Linked DNA regions of Homo sapiens: region 1 is linked to region 2. Evidence: chromatin loops called from intact Hi-C (ENCODE). Cell type or tissue: IMR-90. All regions are shown on one strand.

Region 1 (8,000 bases), 70 kb before region 2:
TTATGTTACTGTGTTTTTAATATTTAGCATTTTCTTTTGACTCCTTTGAGTTTCTGTCTCTGCTAGCGTTATCTATCTCATCCTGTGTGTTATCTATATTTTTCCTTTAACCTCTTTAACATATTATTATTAATCATTGTCATGTCACATTCCATGTTTGTTTGATTATTCCAACATCTATGCCATACTGGTGTTTGGTTCTGATAATTGTTTTGTCTCTTTAGACTGTGTTTTTCTTGCCTTTTTAGCATGGCTTGTAAATTTTTTGTTGTGTGGGGTAATAAATACTGAGATTAAATAAGCCTTTAAGAGTTGGGCTGTTTGATGTTTCTTATTCCTACAGGCAGTAGAGGCATGCAATTTCTCTATTGTCCCTGTTTTTTCTCTTCTCTTGGTTTTGTGGCTTCCATTTGTTCTAGTCCTCAGAGAGAGTGACTTTCTTGCACTTCTTGCTGTAGTCTACTGTTATTTTTACTAAAAGTTTCCTAACATATTTCTAGGTTATGTGTGTTTGAAGAGAAGAAATCTCTAATCTTTTGATTAATTTACATCCTTTGGGGTTCATAATGGGCTATCTTGAGGTGTAGGCCTTCAAAGTTCCCTCATTCGGGGTTAAAACTTTCCCTGTAATCTAATTCATTCCTCCCATGTAGCTAACAACCTTTGAAATCTGTGCCTTTGGAGCCCTCCCCCTATAAATTATGTTTTTTTGTGTGTGTTTATTTCCTTGCCTGAGGTGACAGAGGAAGGGCATTTTGAGCAGTACTGAAACAGGGTAGAGTTCTCCCCCACTAGTTGGGACTGAATTTCACTCTTGTCATGTGGAATCACTGGAATTAAGCCTTCTGTATTGGAAGGAAGAAAGGTTAGAGAAGATTTCATGATGACCACTTTTCCCCTTTACTGCCAGGGCCAAAGAGAGGTGAGGCCAGGATAGGGAAGGAAAAAAGAAAGTGGAGAGGAGAGAGAGAGGAGTTGGGGAGTCCTCTCATGAGAGTGTAGTAGGTGGTGGGTCATATGGAAAAAAGCTTAAGAAAGTGTGACCCACATATGACTAATGACTCAGGAACTTCTCACCCTCATGCAGCCCACACTCAGCCTCTAGTTTCATGTTCCTACAGGATTATGGGGTACCACGGCTTTCTCTTTAGATAAACAGATCTCATCTGCTTTATCTCTTTAGATGCATTCACTGTTCCGTGTGTTGAGGTGGTTGTTTGCTCTGTGATCTCAGTTATCTGATGGGTCCAAAAAAGGTCACTGATTTTTACATTGTCCAGCTTTTTTCTTGTTGTTAAGGACAGAAGTGATGACTTCCCATCTGTTACATGTCAGAGTTGAAAATGGAAGTCTACATCCTTAATTTTAAATAGGAATTTAATTTTCATTTAATAAAATTAATAAATATTTTACTTAATGGATTTTCTTTTGGGAGTCAAAAATATAATCCTATAATTTATTCTATTAACTTCTTCTATTAACTTTACTCTGTTATATTTTATATCCAAACCTCTAATATGCTGGAATCCACTTGGGAATGTGGTGTAAAGTAGGGAATCTGGGCTGGATGCAGTGGCTCACGCCTGTAATCCCAGCACTTTCGGAGGCTGAGGCAGGTGGATCACCCGCGGTCAGGAGTTTGAGACAACCCTGACCAACATGGAGAAACCCCATCTCTACTAAAAATACAAAATTAGCTGGGTGTGGTGGCGCATGCCTGTAATCCCAGTTACTCGGGAGGCTGAGGCAGGAGAATCAGCTTGAACTCAGGAGGCAGAGGTTGCGGTGAGCCGATATCCTGCCATTGCGCTCCAGCCTGGGCAACAAGAGCAAAACTCTGTCTCAAAAAAAAAAAAAATTAAAAAAAGTAGGGCATCTGTTTTATTTTTCTTCACATATAAAATTTATTTTTCAAACATTGTATATTTTACAGGCACTTATCTTCTCAGGTTTCTAGATGGTGGTTTGTCCTGTGACTTCACTCTCTAATGGGTCAAAGTCAAATTGTTCATTTTTATTTTTTAAATTTTTTTTTGTTGTGAAGAAGGGAATGTCAACTTTTGAATACTTTAAAAGCCTGAGGTGAAATCAGAACAGTCTATTTAATTTTGATCAACGTACAAAAAAGGCAAAATCTTTTTTAACAAATGGCACTAGAGCAATTTAATCTCTCTATGGAGATACATAGGTCCTGATCTCTATTTTCCTCTGAAAAAGAAGGGAGAAATGGAAAAGCTCATAGAATAAAATGCAGAAGAATATATTCGTGACATCCCATAGTTAGGTATTTTTGTACAGTACACACAAAAAGTTTTTAAGGCCAAAGATTATGAAGCTGGAGAAATTATGGTTCAATTTCAGTTGAGATTGTCTTTGCTGGGGTGATGGGAACATGAGAGACTTTAGGGACCTTTGACTTTCTACTTTTGCTAGTTCCATATTATTGGAATTTTATAATAAATACACATATGGTAATAACAAAATAAATAAATAAAAGCTAGTTCAGATAGGCAGAACACAGAAGATTATTAAAGCAGTGAAAGTCTTCTGTATGATGCTGTAATGGTGCATACATGTCATTATACATTTGTCCAAACCCACAGAATGTACATCAGGAGTGATCTTTGGTTAATAATGTTGGGTCATTGTAGATTCATCAAGTCTAACAAATGTTCCACTCTGATGGGAGATGTTGATAGTGGAGAGTCTGTGGGGGTAGGGGGTGTGGGCTAGGAGGTTTATGGAAAAATCTCTATATTTTTCACTCAATTTTGCTATGAGTTTTACATTACACCCAAAAATAAAGTCCATCAAAACAAGGCCACTTTGGTGTCCAATAATCTTAAATTACTAAATTCAAATTGATTTTGCTCATTTCAAAAAGATATGTACAAATATACATATATTATCTCAGGAATTACATATGTGGTATTTGAAATATACAGTTTTCCAAGTTCCACTGTGAATTATTTTAAAACAAAATTCCTAAATTTTTTGTAAGTTTCATTGTAAATTATTTTTTAAAAAATTTAATTTTTTGTTTTTAAAAAATCTTTTTATATCAGTTCATTTTGCCAATATTAATCTTATTGTGCAAGGGGCATAGTTTGTTTTATTGTTTTATGTGTCATGCAGAGTTCATAGATTCACTAATTCCTTCCAGGAAACTTAAACACTTCATGTTAGACTAAACCAGATGTAAAGAATTTTTTTGTTTGTTTTAAAGATAAGACAAGAAGGTCCCAACATTGTGGCTGTAGTAAGACAGTGTTGCCATGGAATAAAACATCAAGATGGTTATTGAAAAAACTTTCCCAAATATGATTAAAAATAAGAAGATTCTTAGGTCCACAATGAATCACAAATGCTACTTCTCCCAGAGAAACCCAACACAGCAAGATTAACAGGCTCTGAGTCACATATTAAATACAACAAGGGCCCACTAAGTTATAACCTAACCCTATTCCAATCCAAGATCCAGGAATTTCTTCACCCACAAATTATCTTGTCATTTGGCCAAATCCTGTACTCATGACCAAATTTTTACTTACTTCAAAACTATTTCACTTTCCCAGAACTTGTGACTTTGTGAATCATCAGAAAATATATATTTTTTTCTGATAATCAGGTATCTCTTTTCTTGTATATAACATAGGAAAAGGACAAGGTCCATTATAGCCAGAAGCCTAGAACATTGTTATATACTAAGATTTATTTCAAGATTAATAAGAAAGAGCTGACAAAAAGTAATAGGCCTGATAAATCAATTTACACATTTATTGATACCAATATCAAAACCGATGAAATACTATTGCTTCATTTCTGATGAGCAATGTCCTGATCCATCCCACATACAGAGGTCATACTGATGCTCATGGTTGAATTTGCTGATTTTCCCCCTTGGTGGTGGCTTAGTGTTCTGAGCTATGTTCCCATACATTGCATAATGATCCAGGAGCTATAGAAATAAAATGTATGTGTCTGTCATTTCAGCGAGCAGTCCTTGCAATGCCTACAGATTTTCAAGTCAGTTTTGACTTCAGGAACATATTATTATTATCCCTAGCTGTTGAAGAGAGTTTCTCTAGAAGGAATTTTACAATTTAATCTTCAGGTCCTTAGAATCACATCTTGCTATAGCCCGGGCCTATTTTTGTTTCTGAAGGAATGCAGCTTTGCATTCCTCGATCTTCTCCTGGTGGCAGCCCACCTTATCTTGACCTTTTGCAGACAGTTCATCTCCAGACTGCTAGGTGATTCATCAACTCACGTCAGGAGAGACCATGGGGTTTTGTTTTGTTTTGTTTTGTTTTATTCTTTCATGGCCAATTTGGTACTATCTCTCCATTTTCAGAACCTCAGTTCTTTTCTGCAAATGGGGATTGCTATAGACTGAACATTTTGTCCCCACAAAATTCATATCATCATGGGAGGTGGAGCCATTGTGAGATGATTAGGGATAGATGAGCTTGTGAGGGTGGATCCTCATGAACAGGATTAGTGCCCTTATAAAATAGGCCCAAGGGATCTTCTTTGCTTCTTCCACCATGTGGTGACACAGCAAGAAGTTGCCCTCTGTGAAGCAGAAAGCAGGACCTCCCCAGATACCAAACTTGCTGGCACCTTGATCTTGAACTTTTCGGTATGCAGAATTGTGAGAAATAAATGTTTGTTGGTAAAGCCACCCAGTCTGTAGTACTTTTGTTATAGAGCCTGAATGAGCTAAGACAGGACTAAATCCACAGGTTTATGTGAACACATGATGCTGCATTGCTTCTTGTTTTCAGTGAGACTTCAAGTGAAGTGGACATATTTTCATATGATATTTCTGAATTTTTAATTTAAAATACAGAAAATATAAACACATGTTTTAAGTGCCTGTTGTATGCTGCATACTGTACCAGATATTTTTACATACATTGAGGAATGAAATCAGTCTTTATTGAGAATCTAATAAGTACCAGATACTTTTACATGAATTACCCCATTTAAATCTTCAGGCAACCTTACAGCAATTTTGCTGATGACATAATAGAAAGTGGTGACTTGGTCAAGGTCATGTAGCTAATAATACCAGGCACAGAATTCAAACACAATGTGTCACACATTTGCCTAATGCCTTTTTTTGAGTGGAAGTGGATTGCCTAACAATAGAAATAAGGAATGAGGTCAGAATATAGGAAATTTTTAATAATAAAAAAGGGTTTTGTGGTTGTGCTTGATGCAAGAAAAGAATGAGATGTTTAAGGGAACGTCTCCAAGGGTATAGTTTGGCATCAAGGATGACAGTAAAGTAAAGAAAATTTAAAAAGTAAAGTAGACTTCCTGTCTACTTAGCCCCTTTTACTCTGCTGAGCCGTAAATTTCAGATTGAAAGAGGGAAAAAATGTGTTGCAGAGCAGCCCTGAATCCTAAGATTGGGGAAAGGCATTGTAAGAGAGCCCTGAACTCTGAATACTAATATGTGTGAAACTGCCATTGCAAAAGTGTAACTGAGACAGTGGAAAGAGCTTTGACCTAACCAACTCCATCTTGCTTCTCACCTCCAAGCTGTCCTTGTTCATTCCTGGACGTAGGCTGAACTAACTTTGAGAATAAATTAGTTTATAGTTTATCATTTAAAACAAAGACAAGAACAGCCCTTTCCCGAAACAAACCCCCTTCTTGCCTGAGGACTAGACTACCTTTGCAGGACTAACAAATTAGCCACAAGATTAGAAATTATGGTTTAGGTGTCATGCAGCTGGATTCTGACCCTCCCTAAACTGCTCCTAAGATCAGTGCTTGAGATATTTTGCAGACCCTGAACCTGATGGATCAGCTGGCACCACCCAGATTGATAAACTGGCTCATCTGATCTTGTGGACCCCACCCAGGAACGGACTCAAAGCGCGAAGACGGCTTCGACTTCCTATGATTTCATCTTTGACCTGACCAATCAGCACTCCAGGCTCACTGGCTTCCACCCACCCACCAAGCTGTCCTTAAAAACTCTGATCCTCGAACGTTCAAGGAGACTATTTGAGTAATAATAAAACTCCTGTCTCCTGCACCACAGGCTCTCTGTGAGTTACTCTTTCTCTATTGCAATTCCCCTGTCTTGATAAATCGGCTCTCTCTGGGCAGTGGGCAAAGTGAACCCACTGGGTTGCACTCACTACCATTTATCAAACACCAAGTGTGGAATCAGGGATGGGAGCCAGCCCAGTTCTGTGGATTCCACAGCCTGCTGTGGTCATGTGTGGTACTCCTGACTGCCTTTTATATTTTAGTACCTTATCCATATTTCTCCATTAACCTTTCACAATGTCACCGATGATGGGACCCTTTCACGTGGACTTCGTGACTCATGTTTTCAGCCCCCTTTGCAGCTGGGACACAGGTCTGTGATGTTGGCTGACACTCAGTCATACAGGGCCTGGGTTTTGTTTCTGAAGTGGGCAACATAGACTAGTCTGTGCTGGCTGGGGTAGAGGAGCAGGCTGTCTACAGTGGCAGCAGCTGCAGTAATGGCTTCTCAGGAGTTTAATGTCAAATTCAAGGCTTAGGAAGGTGTCAGTGCTAATGGCTGCATCAGTCAAGTCAAGCCGAGTTCCTAATGTTGGATGCTCAGCTGTGGCTGTGGGTGACGGCTGACTTCTCATCTGTGCCAGGAAATTGGTGTCATTCCTGGAAAGTCTTTCTCCAGTCCTTCCAACTACTCAGGAAGTTTCCCTATGATGATTTCTAACTTAAATGTTACTTTTCTTCATAAAATAGGAAAAGCCAGTTCCATTTTACTTTTACGGCCATAATCATGGTCTTCTAATAACCCCGCTGCTTCTTGGGGCAGAGTAGAGTGCCAGGTTCCTTTGGACTTGAAGCCAGAGGGCCCCAGAGCACTTGCTGACAGGAGAGGTCAGCTCAGCTCTCTTCCTAGAACCTCAGAGAAGGCTGGAGATGCTGAGGCCAGGTAGAGTCACAGACAGCATAAAATGGAAGATGGTGCATTGAGTCACCTTTGGGGCAGATACTGACCTGCATCTCAGATGACGTGGCCAAGTAAAATATTTAAAATATTGCATTTTGAGCATTTATAAATTAAATGGTAATCATTTGGAAGCAGCTTGATTACAAACAGCTAAAAGTTAAATGAAATATTCATGGGTGCTCCCAGTCTCTTCTCTGGTCCTTATACCTCAAGAACAGGGATCTGTGGGAATAAAACCTAAGAGCTGTCACTTACTGACACCACTCTGTGCTTTGGGCTGACCTGAGAATTCCATCTGTGTTGTCCCATGGAGTTGCATCCTGACTGGCTGGGGAAAGAGTTGGAGAGAGGTGGATTTGGTTTTGGCTGCACCACTCTTGACAGAGTGGCAGGGGATGAACGTCTTCACCCCCATCCTGTCTCTGTGTGCATATTGTTGAGAGTCATGGTTGAGATTTAGCATGTATTCCAAAATTCCTCTTGTTATTCCCATTGCTGGCCAAGGATGGCACTCTTTCATGACTGAAACAGAAGGAGATTAAGTTGTGGACACTCCAGTGGAAGACCATTCTGGGTCCGTTTATCTAATTCCCATCTGTAGAAACAAGAAGCGATCCTGGGTGGCATGTCCAGCTTCCAAGAGCAAACCCAGCCTCAATGCCATGGGCCAGCAGGAAACACCAAACACAGTGAAAAACTGCAGGGTTTCTTAGCATTGCCTTTCACTACATCTGGTTTTCTGGTGTCTTTTTTTTTTTTTTTTTTTTTAACTGTTCTGTGGAGATGAGAAGGCCTTCCCTGGGGCTCTTGTGAGAGTTGCCTGTGATGAGAATGTGCAGGGCGAAAGCGGTGAATGTGCCAGGGACCCTCCTCAGTGTGCAAGGAAGAGACTTCACTTTCTACTTGGCAAAACAAAGCAAAAAAGCACCAGAAACATACCTTTCCTCTGTGACAAAATTGAGTGAGTGAGTTTCTAGAATATTGAAATGACAGTGTATTTAAGAAATCTCACAGGCATTGTGCAAAACAC
Region 2 (8,000 bases):
TGTACAGCTCTATTTTATAAATTTACCTCAATAAGCTAATTTTACAAGTTGGAAAAGACATATATACAAGTATATTAATTTCTGTGTTTTTTTTAAATTATACTTTAAGTTTTAGGGTACATGTGCACAATGTGCAGGTTAGTTACATATGTATACATGTGCCATGTTGGTGTGCTGCACCCATTAACTCGTCATTTAAAGTTAGGTATATCTCCTAATGCTATCTGTCCCCCCTCCCCACACCCCACAACAGGCCCCGGTGTGTGATGTTCTCCTTCCTGTGTCCATGTGTTCTCATTGTTTAATTCCCACCTATGAGTGAGAACATGTGGTGTTTGGTTTTTTATCCTTGTGATAGTTTGCTGAGAATGATGGTTTCCAGCTTCATCCATGTCCCTACAAAGGACATGAACTCATCATTTTTTATGGCTGCATAGTATTCCATGGTGTATATGTGCCACATTTTCTTAATCCAGTCTATCATTGTTGGACATTTGGCTTGGTTCCAAGTCTTTGCTATTGTGAATAGTGCCGCAATAAACATATGTGTGCATGTGTCTTTATAGCAGCATGTTTTATAATCCTTTGGGTATATACCCAGTAATGGGATGGCTGGGTCAAATGGTATTTCCAGTTCTAGATCCCTGAGGAATCACCACAGTGACTTCCACAATGGTTGAACTAGTTTACAGTCCCACCAGCAGTGTCAAAGTGTTCCTATTTCTCCACATCCTCTCCAGCACCTGTTGTTTCCTGACTTTTTAATGATCGCCATTCTAACTGGTGTGAGACGGTATCTCATTGTGGTTTCGATTTGCATTTCTCTGATGGCCAGTGGTGATGAGCATTTTTTTCATGTGTCTTTTGGCTGCATAAATGTCTTCTTTTGAGAAGTGTCTGTTCATATCCTTTGCCCACTTTTTGATGGGGTTGTTTGTTTTTTCTTGTAAATTTGTTACAGAATGGGAGAAAATTTTTGCAATCTACTCATCTGACAAAGGTCTAATATCCAGAATCTATAATGAACTCTATGTTCTTTATATAATTGAAATACTTGACAACAAACGTCCATTTCCTAAGGGCTGGTTAATAGTCATGTAATAGAAAACCATGGAGTCATTACCATAAAATCTGAAATTTGTTTTAATTAATGTTCTTCAGAGTTGGCATTTTTTTTCTCTTCTATTCTTCTAGGGTTATTCTTTGTACAGAGGATGAAGAAATCCATGTGCACAGATTGGACTTCTCCCTTGGGCCGCGGAGATGTTCCCAACTGTCTCCCGGACATTTCCAGCTCAGAGTCAACAGATGATTGGAGAGTTATCTCATCTGCTACATATTTACTTAGTCACATCTCCTAACTGCTCCAATCACCCAAGAGCAAAATCTAAGTGTCTGCCTTAATAGTTCTTATCAATGCATCACCATTCACAGATGTGCATGCACTTATACATACACTCCTTCAATCCATCCTACGTGGTGTTGATTGTATCTCCAATACATTCTTCATAACCCTTCTTTCTTCTCTGCCTTCTACAGTCCCTATCCTGGACAAGACACTAATAATTTCTGAGGGGTATAATTTTAATACATTATTCTCTGAACTCCCTACTGACAATTCATGTTCTTCACATTGCAAATAAAGTTCTCGCTCTCTAAAATGGCAGTTGATTATGTTACTCTCTTTGTATTTGTTTTATTATTATTAATTTCAATCTTCTAAAGTCCCCCCACTGCTTATACTATAGCAGCCAAATTCTCACAGCCCAGAGCTTGGCTTTCTACATTCTGCTCCTGGCAAGCTCAAGCTCTGCAGTTCCGTCTCCTTCTGTTTTCCCGTGGCTTCCCAGGCTGCTGTTCAGTCTTCCTGGAGTCACTCCTGATTGTCTTGTGGTTGCTTGCAGCCTCCTTCTCTGTGCACATGGCATTTTCTGTGCCAGAAACACTGCTAATCTATTATGAGCCTGGTCAGTTTCTGCTTATTCTTCAAGTTCCCTCTCAAGGGGACACTTCTGTAAGTCTTCTTTCAGCATCCTGAGTGGAATTGATTACCACCTGCTTCATGTGTCTTATGACCTTATGGAATCCCTCTCACAGTCCTTTTTCATTGTAATGTCCATCTGCTCCAAACAGACCGTGCTCTTCAACAGTGAGGACTAGGATATACTCCATAACCTAGCCCCACACCTGCAGGAATAGATGTCTTAGTTTAGATTCTACCTAAAAGTAGATCCTGAAGCAAGATCTTAAGTGCAAGAGGTTCCGTTTGGAGGTGATTCCCCAAGAAGCACAAGAGAGAGAATAGGGAGGTGAGGCATGGGAGGAAGGAAAGCTGTAAAGGCTACTAATCAGTGGGTCATCCCTCCAGGCAACTGGGATTCAACTGGACAGGGTGCACCTGAAGAATCATATAGAACATTCCTCATAATACACTAAATCTTATTTTGTCACATCTTATAAATTTATCTTTTGAAGTCAGTCCAAATGAGAGTGGTCTTCAATTCTACATGACCTCTATTTAGATACTGGAAAATAGCGAATGCGCTCTCCCTTTAACCCTAACATTGTCCACAGCTTTGACAGTCACAAACTCTTCATCATAGGGTCTCACTTTTACAAACTCATTCCATTTTATGGCTGTACCATATAAAAATAGTGCCAAGGGCTAACACGGTGAAACCCATCTCTACTAAAAACACAAAAAATTAGCCCGGCGTGGTGGCCAGCGCCTGTAGTCCCAGCTACTCTGGAGGCTGAGGCAGGATAATGGCATGAACCCGGGAGGCAGAGCTTGCAGTGAGCTGAGATTGCACCACTCCACTCCAGCCTGGGCGACAGAGCGAGACTCCATCTCAAAAAAAAAAAATAGTGCCAAGGATTACCCACGGTGCCCTGGAACCTAAGCATGCCAAGGTGTGTGGTGTGGCAGAGAGTACCAGACACTTCTTTGCCCAGGGCTCTAATCAAGCTGCTGGAGTGAAGCCAGTTGTCGTAGTCCATTTGACTCACACACTTCTTGGATCCAATCTGCACACCCGAATTTTGGCTTATGATATATATCAACCTGCATTTCTTCTTGGTTTTCCTTGTAAAATGTACCTATTACTGTGCTTCACAAGAATTCTTGAGAATCTATTCAGTTTAGCCCAGGCACTGTGCCTGGAGTTAGAGAAACAGACACAGACTGAACAAGGGCAGGGCCTGTGAGGTGCTCACACCACGGCAGGAGTCCAGATGTGTCCAGGGTCAGAAAAATGCTTAAGGGAAAGGCTCAGCTGCAGACATGGACAGAGTGTGTCTAGAGACTGAACATGCAGCATAGTCACGTGAGACTTTCCCACTGGCATCTAACTTAATGGAATGTTATGCGTCAGTGTTATGGAATTGCACATGAGCCAAGAGAAAAAACATCCCAAAGATTTTGGTTTTAAGTATTCAGAATATGTGTTTTGCTTACCAAGCCAAGCTATGCTTAACCATGGTATCTAGAAAGGATTTGTTGATTTCTAGATATTCAGTGATTCCATTATTTAATATAAAGGAGCTAATAATAATAAAATAGCTAATTCTTAATGGGAGAAGTATGTAAAAGAAAAATGTGAAATAATTTGCATCAATATCATTAACTTAAAAGATAAAATTATTGAAACATTTATTTTTCTTAGTTATATAATATTTGAGTTTTGTTTAAAGAGCATGTATTATCTTTATAAATCAAGAAAAATACAGTAAAAAGTAGAAAAACAGAAAATTCAAAGACATAAAGAGACTCACAATGGTGACTCGCAGGGGAAGGCAGAGAAGCACAAATAAAATATTTATTATTATATCTCACATCTTGAGTGTTCATTGTAACTATTGTGTTAATTGGTACTCTCCCTGTAAACACCCCACGAGTTCTTACTGCCTGTTGCACAAACAACTCCAATTGACTAAGACCACAGCACTTCGATAAAGAGTTTAATTGACATGAGGCCAGCCATGCCACCTGGAAGACAAAGTTATTACTCAAATCAACTCCCCCAAAACTTGGGGGCTAGGGTTTTTCCAGAATAGTTTGGCGGGCAAGGGAATGGGGGTGTGGATAGTGGTTCTCTTCTGGGTGGGGCCACAGGATGGCTGGTGGGTCCAGGTGGAGCCATCATCATTAGAAATGCAAAAACCTGAAAAGACATCTCAAAGGCTAATCTTCAGTTCCATAATAATGATGTTATCTGCAGGAGTAATTAGTGAAATTTCATATCTTGTGACATCCGGAATAATGGCTGGTAATTGTTTTTAAGTCTATACCTTGGCAGAATTCAGGCTTCTCATCCATCTAACCTGATGGTTTTTCACTAGCTTTACAAAGTCAGTTTAGTTTTGGGGAAGGACTATTATTATTATTTAAACTATAAACTAAATGTCTCCCAAAGTTATCTTGGCCTAAACCCAGGAATGATTAAGGGTAGTTAAGAGGTTAAAGGCAAGACAGTTTTGCTAGATCAGATCTCTTTCACTGTCATAATTTTCTCACTGTTCTAATTTTGGCAAAGGTAGTTTCATCCCAGGAGCTTTAAAAGTGCTCACAGAAGTGTGTTGGGACTGTAGGAAAGTTTAAATTTTCCCGTTGAAGTCTGGATAATTTGAATATATAAAACAAACTGATAATAGACAAATTAATAGGAAAAATGGCATGCAAATATATTACATGCACATGTGTAAATGGAAGTCATAAAAAATAAGAAAACTCAAAGAAAGGACCAGATGGTACAAGTTTCATCCATCCTGAGGTTACAGAAAGAAGAGGGGCTTGGAATAGGGCAAGACAGGTTATGGGAAAGGGAATAAAGGAAAAGTGTAGGGCAAAAGCAGTTGGAAACTTCACGCAGATGAAACCCCAGGTAGCAGCCCTCAGAGAGAGTAGATGGTAATCAGTGGTAATGGTTTTCATCAGACCATTAAGGGTATCAGACTCTCAGTTAATCTTTTCTAGATCCAGACACAGGGGCCTCCAGAGAAAGCCTACTTGCATCCATTGTTTATTTCACTTTATTTCCTCTACTGAGGAAATTTCCCCCACAAAAGACAGCTTTGCAAGGCTACTTTTATCTGCAGGACCTCTGAACAGCCATCTCAAAATATGTCAAAGAAGTATATTTTGGGGTTAAATAGTTTTGGTTTCCTTTAGGACCATTAGAAACTCCTAGACTAGTCGTAGTAGCAGTAATAATAATAATAGTTACTAACTTACAGAGAAGTTTGCTTGATCTTTGCAGATATGGGAATTGTAGCCAAATATTATTCTTGATACTTTATGAAAAGGCAAAAATTGCCCTAGAATGAGTGTAATAAGATGTTAAAATGGAACTTCTGGCTGAAATATAAAGATATCAATTTCCAAAGTAATGTGTTAGACAAGATTTACAAAACATGTGGCCAAAAACTGGTTAGAATGGCTTTAATGAAGAGGTTGGTGGGGCAAAAAATAAACAAATAAAAGTGTGTGTATGCACTCTTGTGCTCCACACCCATAGAGAAAAGTTAAAGAAACAAAATTGAGCTTTTATAATAAAATCCGAATTAGCATGCTCTATGGGAGAGGGTTGATTTGCAGCCATGAGAGTCAGCATAGATTGTATTGATCTTGCCTTCTTGGCCTGGCAAAAGTCCTCAGTTTGCATGTTAAAAGAAAAACTTTGAATACATTAAATTTAACAGAGTTTAATTGAATAAAGAACTATTATCAAATTGGGCAGCTCCTAGAACTAGAATAGGTTCAGAGAGTCTCCAGGGCTGCCAAGTGATCAGATAACATTTATGGACAGAAAAAGGAAAGTGACGTATAGAAAATGGAAGTGAGGTACAGAAACAGCTGGACTAGTGACAGCTTGGAATTTGCCTTATTTGAGCATGGTTTGAAAAATTGGCCAACTGTGAGTGGATGCAATGCAGCCACTGTGATTGTGACTTGGCTATTTTTTAAGATAGTAGATTCTAGTCTATTTATATATCTAGTTAGGTGTAACCATGTATGGAGAAACCTTTAGCCTGAACTTCAAATGTGTAAAAAGACGGCGTTAGGATAAATTTAATTTAACAGTATGTCTGCTCTCCGATTGTTACTGGAAAGGAGTCCTAATCCAGACCCCAAGAGAAGGTTCTAGGATCTTATGTAAGAAAGAATTTGGGGCAACTCCACAGAATAAGTTGAAAGCAAGTTTATTAGAGAAGTAAAGAAAGAACAGAATGGCTACTCTATAGGCAGAGCAGCCTTGAGGGCTTTGGGCTGGCTATTTTAAGGCTTATTTCTTGCTCATATGCTAAAAGAAGCATGAATTATTCATGAGGAAATAGGCAGTTTCTGGGAAAAAGGTAGGGAATTCCCAGAGTGGAGGGCATCTCTTCCTTTTAGACCATATAGGTTAACTTCTGGGCATTACCATGGCATTTGTAAATTGTCATGGCACTGCTGGGAGTGTCTCTTAGCATGCTAATGTATTATAATTAGCATATAATGAGCAGTGAGGAAGACCAGAAGTCACTTTTGTCACCATCTTGGCTTCAGAGAGCGTTAGCAACTTCTGTACTGCATCTTGTTTTATCAGTGGGGTCTTTATGACCTCTAATTTGTGCCAGTCTTCTAGCCTTCTATCTCATCCTGTGGCTAAGAATGTCAAACTTCCTGGGAATGCAGCCCAGTAGGCCTCAGCATAATTTTACCCAGCCCCTTTTCAATATGGGATCTCTCTAATTTGAATACCTCTGACAAGATCAGATGTGTATTAAGTATGTATTTTATTTTTTATGATCTGTTACCTTGACTTCTGCGGCCTTGCTGACCCTTAAGGATAGCTAATTCCTAAAGATAGATAACAGCTTGCCCAGGAACACACTTTCAAATACAAATCTGTCAATCCAAACCCACACTTTTAGGCACCTCCACTGTGGGGCTCTCACAGTCAGGGCTACTGTCCACCTGCCCTGTTCACTCCAGGACCAAGTACCACACAACTAGGGACAGCTCCTTTGCTCCAGAGTCTGGAAATGATTCAAACTAGCCTATCCTAAGCCTGCTTCATTGGCATTGCCTAATTGTTCCTGCAGAAACCACAGCAAAGGCTGTACCCATGTGGGCCTTCTCTCCCTCTGCCTCCTAACTCACCCTGGTATTGCCCTGCAGGTCCCTGCATGGAGTGTGGTGCCTCTCCTCATGGGAACTGGGTAACAAACTATCTTTTCAATGGTAATTATCTCCTGATCTGTTGGCTTCACTATACTTCACTTTTCTATTAATACAGTATATTTTAGAGCAGATAGAAAATGGACCATGTGCCATTGAAGTCCACTGAGCTGAATTACTCCTTCACCCAACACGTTTGGATCTCTAAACCAAGAGAGGTGAAGTGAAGCACCTACAAAGTAAAGAAACCCTCAAATACACATGCACTATAAGATAATGTTTAAAAGTTAATGTGGTTATCTTAGTAAGGCCCAGGATTGAAGATAACTATATTTTTTTCTAAGTAGTAACCATATATTGGTGTAGTATTCTTGATATTCATTCATTCTTTTTATAATTTCAGAAATTTATAGTCATCTGTCTTGAAAACTCAGTTTCCCATTTTGAGATGTTTTCATTTTCCAGATTTTTCACCCACTATTCACTGTCATTTCACAGAACTTTCTTTCTGAGACAGAGTCTTGCTCTGTTGCCCAGGCTGGAGTGCAATGGCACCATCTCAGCTCACTTCAACCCTGCTTCCCGGGTTCATGCCATTCTTCTGCCTCAGCCTCCTGAGTAGCTGGAAGTACAGGTGCCTGCCATCACGCCTGGCTAATTTTTTGTATTTTTAGTAGAGATGGGGTTTCACGGTGTTAGCTAGGATGGTCTCGATCTCCTGACCTCGTCATCTGCCTGCCTCGGCCTCTCAAAGTGCTGGGATTACAGGCGTGAGCCACTGCGCCTGGCTTGTCATTTCACAGAAATTTCTGGAATGCCATGGCAATGTAGCAGTCTC

The links. A loop is a pair of places that touch in the nucleus more often than their neighbours do. Peaks named below come from ENCODE experiments on the same cell type or tissue, not always from the same donor. Only the 100,000 strongest peaks of a DNase experiment are listed, where the experiment ranks them.
Region 1: it touches region 2 in a loop (8-fold over the local background); 2 of 110 quality-filtered maps call a loop at or near these places.

The regions. Positions count from the first base shown.
Region 1 is chr7:46,382,749-46,390,748 of GRCh38, forward strand. No RefSeq gene overlaps it. Among named protein-coding and RNA genes, the nearest start is that of IGFBP3, 470 kb to the left of the region's middle. In IMR-90, a CTCF peak has its summit at 7,478; a DNase peak (open chromatin) is centred at 3,443; H3K27ac peaks cover 331 bases.
Region 2 is chr7:46,453,149-46,461,148 of GRCh38, forward strand. No RefSeq gene overlaps it. Among named protein-coding and RNA genes, the nearest start is that of IGFBP3, 540 kb to the left of the region's middle. In IMR-90, no CTCF peak of the experiment used is centred here; a DNase peak (open chromatin) is centred at 3,323; H3K27ac peaks cover 1,480 bases.